Linked DNA regions of Homo sapiens: region 2 is linked to region 1. The links are chromatin contacts, found by Hi-C or POLR2A ChIA-PET in ENCODE. All regions are on one chromosome and are shown on one strand. Each heading gives the region's core, a stretch centred on a gene start or an enhancer-like site at or near the end of the contact. The rest is flanking DNA. Distances are from core to core; before and after follow the strand shown. Region 1 overlaps SAMD4A (sterile alpha motif domain containing 4A). Region 2 holds the start of SOCS4 (suppressor of cytokine signaling 4).

Region 1 (3,338 bases), core at 14-2,513:
GAAGGAGGAGGATGGCCAAGCTCAAGGCCCAAGGCTGCAGATGTCCCCCCAGGTGACCCCAGGGTGGGGAGAGAGGCCAAAGGGGACTATGCTGGGGGCAGTTGCCACCATTCCTCAGAGGTAACAGCATTGTTCGCGTTGTTCTCTAGCAGACAGAGCAACCCCATAGCTGTGTTTAGGATGCCCAGAGGACCACTTTAACCTTGGGGACCCTGCACAAGAGGACCTTTAGAAAGAAATGCAAGACCTATTTCTTCTTTGCCCCATGCTTGACCTTCTGCCACCCAAATCTGGGTTCCAGGAGAGCCTGGCATTTAGAGAAGTTTCTTGCCCTTTTTATCCATGGCAAAAAGCTCCTTTGTCTCAGTCCCAGCTCTGGTGGAGCATCCACAGGACAAAGTCTGAGAGAGTGTGCCAGGGGGAGAGTTAACACATTCTCAGCCTGCCCAGAGGTTCTTGCTGTGCAGTTTAGAGCTGACTTCTCTGGCCCGTCGCTCATACCCCTCTAGCCCCAGGCCCCACCCCTGCCCAGTGCCTTCCGCCTGTGTGCCCAGAGCTTCTCGAAGCTCTGTGGGTAGGGATTAGGATCAGAGGGACACAAGTAGGTCTGAGGTTCTGGGGTCTCAGGAGAAACTAAGGGATGACAGATCAGCTTAAAAACAGGAAAAGGGCTTCAGGCAAGACGGGCAGGATTCACTACCCAGGGTACCAGAAAGCCCCATCTTCTGACCATTGTCCCCAGCCCCCAGATCAGTTCAAGAAGACGTCACTGCTGGGACACACAGGCTGAGTTGTGCCAGCTCATTGCCAGCTGAGAGTTTCTTTTCTCTCCCCCTCGCTTTGGAGTACATTGTAAGAATCTTAAAAAAAAAAAAAAAAAAAAAAAAAAATCAGAGCCCTGAAATAGTTTGTGCTCTTCGTTGCATACATTTATAGAACTCCCCCATTTCCTAGAAAAGTGGCAGGGAAAAAGCAAAAGCAACAAATGCGATAAAAAGAGTTCTGCAGATAGGGAAAGAGGTGTCCAGATGAAGCTGAGGCTTACAGCAAGGCCACCACTGAGGAGGTGAAGAGAAATTACAGTGAATGGAATCTAAACCCTCTCTCTATAAATAAGCAGATGCTAGCACTGGCCTGCAAGCCCCTTTTCTAGAAGTTAGAGTTCTCCTGGGATCTTTGCCTCCCAAATTCTTGCTGGCGGCTCTGCTCTCCACCCCAGTGGGGCTGAACTAACAAGTTCCCCTTTTGCTTTTCTCACCAGAACCTGTGGTTTGCCAACCCCGGGGGCAGCAATAGCATGCCAAGCCGCACCCACAGCTCAGTCCAGAGGACCCGCTCGCTGCCCGTGCACACTTCCCCACAGAACATGCTGATGTTCCAGCAGCCAGGTAGGGCCCGGCGCTTCATGTCCCCTTGACACAGAGGGGAGGCCAAAATAGATGCCCTAGCAAACCCAGCCAGAAAGTGCTTAGCCTCGACTGTCACCGTGCATTCTTTGGAGCTTATAGAAGCCTTTCCTTTTTTAAACTGTGCCTTGCCAGCATGAATAGCGGCGGCTTGGCTGAGAGCCAGCATGTGGAGCCCCAGAGTTGGTTGCAATCGGATGGGGATATTTTTGATACTAGTCATATTTCTAGATTGATTAAACCAGAGATAGCACAAGAGGGCTTTGGTGGTGGGGAGGTGGGAGGGCTCCATGTGTAGTGTGTGTGTGTGTGTGTGTGTGTGTGGAAAGAGAAAGTGAGAGTGAGACAGAGAAAGAGAAAACTGTTGATGCTGAGACCTTCCCCCTGGTTTGGGCTTTTCTTGCAAAGTGATGACTGTTGTACCAGCCATCTTTCCTTTACTTGGTTAAAGAGCAACTTAGCACACTTCAGATCAATTTCAGCTTTCACTATGCTTCCTAAAACAGAGTGGTTGGAATTATGCACAGCTAATGAATACTTGAACCCTTTCTCTATGCAGGCAGTGATCTTGTAGACTTTGTAGACTCCATGAGTAATAACAAGCCACACAGGCAATTACACTGCACCTATCTGGATGGACCCCCCCCCACCCCCACTGCCCCAAGGCAGGCAAACTGGAGATGTGTTGTACCTGTAGGAAAATGCCCTGGACAGTAGAAACGCTCTGTCCAGTAAGTCCTATCTGTAGGAGTTTAAAGAAGAGAAGTGTTACTGTGGCCTGGAATAGGCAAGGAAGCTTCCTGGAGTTGGAGCTGAGCTTCAGGGCACAGCAGAGGGTGGAGAGAGGGAAGGCAGAGTTACAGGCAGAAGGAACCCAGGAGCAAGACTGCAAAGGTCCAGAATACCACAGCATGGCCCGGAAGCCGTGGCTGGGCCAAAGGGTCTGGCTGAGGTAGCAGAAAGTGGACCCAGGGAGCTGTAAAGGTCGTGGCCGATGGTGGGGGACTTTGAATCCAAAGCTGAGGAGCTTGGACTCTGGCCACTCTCCCTGGGGGGATTCCTCCACATGGGGGATTCCGAGTAGAAGTCAGGCAGGAGGGTGCAGGATGATGGGGTGGGGGGGTAGGCTGGAATTGGGAGGTCAGGGAGGAGGAGGACGCTGGAGGACACACTGCTGGGAACGGCATGTCAGGGAGGGGAGCGACAGCTACCCAGTGCAGAGGCCTGCTCACATTGCTTCTTGACTTCCAAAACTCTGCTCACTTTTGTTTTAAAGCTCCTTTTCTCTATATTTATGCACCAAAATATAACAATATAATTACACATATTTCTATATGCTTAGCTATTTTTCTTCCTGGGAAGAAACATGATAAAATTTGGGGGTTCTGAAGGCTTTATCCCAGGGTCCTTTCATCCCATCCTCTGTTTTCACGCAGAATTATGTATAATCCATTCCCAATAAAAAAGAATCTGGACAAGATTTGAAGAGGTCCTGCGCACAAGGAGATCTGTCACCTTGAATGGGTCTTTCACCCTGGCCTCAGTCTCACCAGCAGAGTGACCACTGTCTTCAATTCTGTATACCTTCTCAAGGCCTTCTTGATTTTTTCCCTTCCTGCCACTCTTTTGCCAGTTCTCAGCCTTCCTCTTTGTTCATACTGAATCTTCCCTGAGCTTTCTCCATCTTAACTGGGAAGACTAGGTCCAGACAGTCCCCTTTCTAAAAGCTGGGTTGTCCCGGAGCGCTTCGGGTTTGTTGATAGAATCTTCCACCTATACCTTTGTTTCCCCTCCACTATCTCACAGCAATGCCAAGTGGCTGGCTTGTGCTCAGGGCAACTATGAACCTAATATCATTTTCACTCTTCATGCAAACCCTCTTGTTCCTGTGGTTAAAGAATCAAATAATACAGAAGTGCTGTGAGCAAAAAG
Region 2 (3,440 bases), core at 183-2,682, 250 kb after region 1:
CCATTGGGCCTTTACACACAGTATTGCCTCTGCTTACTATGCCAACATCACCACCCCACCGCCACCACCACTCATCTCTTTATACTGCTTAATGCCTGCTCCGTCTTCAGATGGCGTCTCAAGAAACACTTGTCCAAAGAAGCCTTCCCTGACTCCTTTAACTAGATGAGCTTCTCCTCATACATGTTTATCACTGCACATATTACTTGTTTCTAAATACACATTTATTTTTGTGATTAATTTGTGTTCAATGCCTGTCAATCCAAAAAGACCTTAAGCTCAAAGGAGGAAAAGACTGTGTCTGGTTCGCTCTATTCTATCTGTAGTCCCCAGCAAAAGAGACACACAAGTATTTTTTCAATGAATCAATCAACATAGAAGCGACAGTGGAAGCCGTGCAATCGAGCAGTAGTGCGTAAGAATGGGACTTGGAAAGATAAAAGGGACCAGAATAACCGTAGGAAAATATTATAGTTTAGGAATCAGAGGAAAAAATTGTTTTAAGCCGTCAAAAAGTTAAAAAAAAATAAGCAAAAAGGGAAATAGCATCACTAAAGGCATGGAAGGATATCATTCCAAACAGAACAGGCCACTGAATTTGACAAGTAGGCAGTAACTAGTGATCTGACAAAATTAATAATGTAAGATGCAGGGAAGGGGAAAATATATGGAGAGAAGCTCGCATCTTTCCAACTCCTCTGGAAGTACGATTATAACTTTGTCGATATACTACAACTACCATGACGGCCCGAATCAAACAATAATCTAAAGAAATATGTGTGCCATTTTAGATTTCAACATTATTCCTCTATCCGCATGAGTCATTTTTAGCTGACTGCACATATAAAGTTTAAGGATAAATGTTTTAACATTTGCACCTAAAACGTTGTTTCTCAAAGAACCTTACCTCCCAGAATCATCAAAACAGACCTCCGTGTGTCCCTCTGTATGCCCATATCTCATTGGCTTCCGTGTGGCAGGCATGTTTTCCTTTACCTATCTGAAAATGTTTTATAAAAGCCAGTCTTATTATTTCAAAAGAGAAAAGCAGCGAGGCTAGGGATAGGAAGAGAGCTTAGTCTCCTCTAGGGCCCGTTCTCCGCAGCCCGGTTTCCCCCACCCGAGTGACACCAGCGGGATAAGGCAGAGGGTCTGTCAGACAATAAGCCGGAAAGGGAACACGCATCTCCTTGGTGGACGCGGGCAGCCGGAGTGGGGACTCACCCGGGTGACCGAGCCTCCGCCACTGAGGATCCACAAGAGCTGCTTCCCGCGCTTCGGCTCGCTCACCACACTGCGCCTGCGCCGACCCGCCCACGCCCAGCGCAGGTCCCGACAGAGGTCGCCGGGTGGTGGCGTCAGCTGCGGCGCCCTCCGCGTGGAAATTAGCCGGTTGCCCGGGCAAATCAGGGAGGAAGGGAGGGAGCTGAACACGGAAGTGGTGGCGGCGCCCAGGGAACCGGCGGAGGCGATGACCGTGACGGCTGGGTTGGGACCGGAACGCCGAAGCGGGGTTGGGGGTGGCAGAAAAGCATCTGCTTTGTAAGACCTACACGAGGTGCAGGAGTGGTTGGGCCTCCCCTCTCCACTTAAGCAAGCGCCCAGACTGATGGCGATGGTGATGGCAGCAGTTACTCGCACAACCCCAGTTAAGCTGCGCTCCGGGAGGTGAGTGGGGGAAGGGTGGCCGCTGCCTGGCCTCGCAGGCCGGGGTCTTGTTCCTGCCCTCCAGGCTCTCCTCCCAGGAAACAATATCCGGATCCCTAAAAGGATCCGGTCTCTTTCTTGGGGCCCAGTTAGCAGACAGATCTTTGAGCATCTTCTCTGGAAAAGAAGGCGAGATCTTCTAGAGCCTCTAATCTTGGCATCCTTCGTGCCCTCACCTTGTCGCTTCTGTAGAGATAAAGAAGGAATGACTTAATTTCTGTTCCGGTTGGTTCTCTTGGTACCTGAAGGTATAATTAATTAATGCTCAATTAATGCTTATTCTTTGCGACTCTATATATCCGTTATGAAGAAAGTAACTTGTGTTCTCTATTCAGATCCCACCTAAAGTTTACTGAAGTGAATATTTATAACCAAAAGAAGAGTTATAACTTAGTAGCCTTGAGCACTTACATTTGATCCATGCAATATCTGCTAAAGTCTTGGCCACTAAGTTTAAGTTTATGCTTTTCTTGTATCTTCATTCTCCATATTGGTACAGCAGCCTGTGATGAAAACCTTCAGAATGATATTCTTTCATTTGTACTTATCTTTGAGAATTTTTCTGCGTTTTTGTGATACCTTCCAGTATCAATCACATTTATTTTATTACCTGAGACGTTTTTCTGTTGAAGAGGTTTCCCTATTGTTTTTTTCAATCTAGTTCCATTGTGAAAAGTTGCAAACACACAGGCAAACCGTCGTGTTCTTACCGTGGGTGGCATTGTGTGAGGCGTTGTTTTTAGTACTAGAGCTCCAGATAGCCTTGCTAGACGCTGAGGTTTGTATATGAATGAAGAGGAAGAATGATTGGCTTAAAAACAACTTGGGATTTGTGGAAAAATAACCCACTGTTGATCTCCCGAAAGAGCAGTGGTACCAGAGATGATGCTTTCTGAGTGACCTAATTTTTTTTTTTTGGAGATCATTTGTTTTTTGGATAGACTGGCTTATAAATTTTTTCGTTCAAGTAACAATATCATTGGCTAGAGTACATAGAGTTCAAGATGAACTCTCATAATATTCGTCTCTATGTTGAATAAAGCGTGGTGAGATTTCTGGTTAGTACTATTCAGAGCTCAGCATAAGAAGAATCTGCAAATTGGAACAAGTTATAGCTACAAAATGCCTTCACTATAATATCTGTAATACCCATGAGACTATGATTGATGTCCACACATCTGTCATTTTCTCTTATCAATCAAGCCATTTGATTCATAGGTTAAAGAACAATTTTCTTTGCAGATTTTGCATGTATGGTAAAAGCTTGAGCCTCCGAGTTTAACAGTCCTGGGTTTTAATTCTAACTGACACATTGTGTGACCTTGAATATGTTCCTTTACTGAAAATCGAATTCCTCATCTCTAAAATGGAGATGACACCTACCTCCGTCGCATTGTTAGAGTATATAGGAGATACTCATGGATGTATAAAAGTAATTGTTATTAATATCTCATGTTACTAAAGGGGTGCTTTGGGTGGGTATTTAGTGTTTTTTGTTTAAAGTGGGATTTGTTTAAATAATTATCCAGTAAATTTTTCAAATATTAAAAAATGTATTCTTGTTTTTGCTAGTATCATGTTTTCACAATTCCATTTGTTTCAGTCAAATGGCTACAAATTGTAATACCTTCAGTGAGTTTATGGTCTTGCTGAGGGAAATAGACATTCAAACAATATGATCAAGATGATAGTGCAGTAATGAAAGATGTGTAACTTAAATATTAGCAAAATTG

Evidence for each region. Hi-C counts contacts between places; a loop is a spot of excess contacts on that map. ChIA-PET counts read pairs that join two places held with the same protein, here RNA polymerase II (POLR2A). Pooled maps may share reads with other maps.
Region 2: a loop to region 1 is called in a pooled map, with 7 times the contacts of the local background. The contact joins the promoter of SOCS4 here to the enhancer-like site in region 1. A Hi-C loop is called at or near these places in 9 of 50 pooled maps. POLR2A ChIA-PET finds 5 or more read pairs at or near these places in 3 of 52 experiments (B cell, HEK293 and activated CD4-positive, alpha-beta T cell).

The regions. Positions count from the first base shown.
Region 1 is chr14:54,775,153-54,778,490 of GRCh38, forward strand. It overlaps SAMD4A (sterile alpha motif domain containing 4A), which reads left to right. Exons shown (of 13, transcript NM_015589.6): 11 at 1,262-1,388. Among named protein-coding and RNA genes, the nearest start is that of SAMD4A-AS1, 89 kb to the left of the region's middle. Within about 2 kb of position 1,264, at least 14 of the 41 ENCODE cell types and tissues checked have a DNase peak (open chromatin) inside an H3K27ac peak, as active enhancers do; they include B cell, where a contact is called at or near this core.
Region 2 is chr14:55,025,804-55,029,243 of GRCh38, forward strand. SOCS4 (suppressor of cytokine signaling 4) reads left to right here and starts at 1,433. Exons shown (of 3, transcript NM_199421.2): 1 at 1,433-1,668. WDHD1 (WD repeat and HMG-box DNA binding protein 1) reads right to left here and starts at 1,296. Exons shown (of 26, transcript NM_007086.4): 1 at 1,225-1,296; 2 at 908-1,000. The coding sequence starts at 984. RefSeq lists enhancers at 1,118-1,645, 1,646-2,172 and a silencer at 1,274-1,323.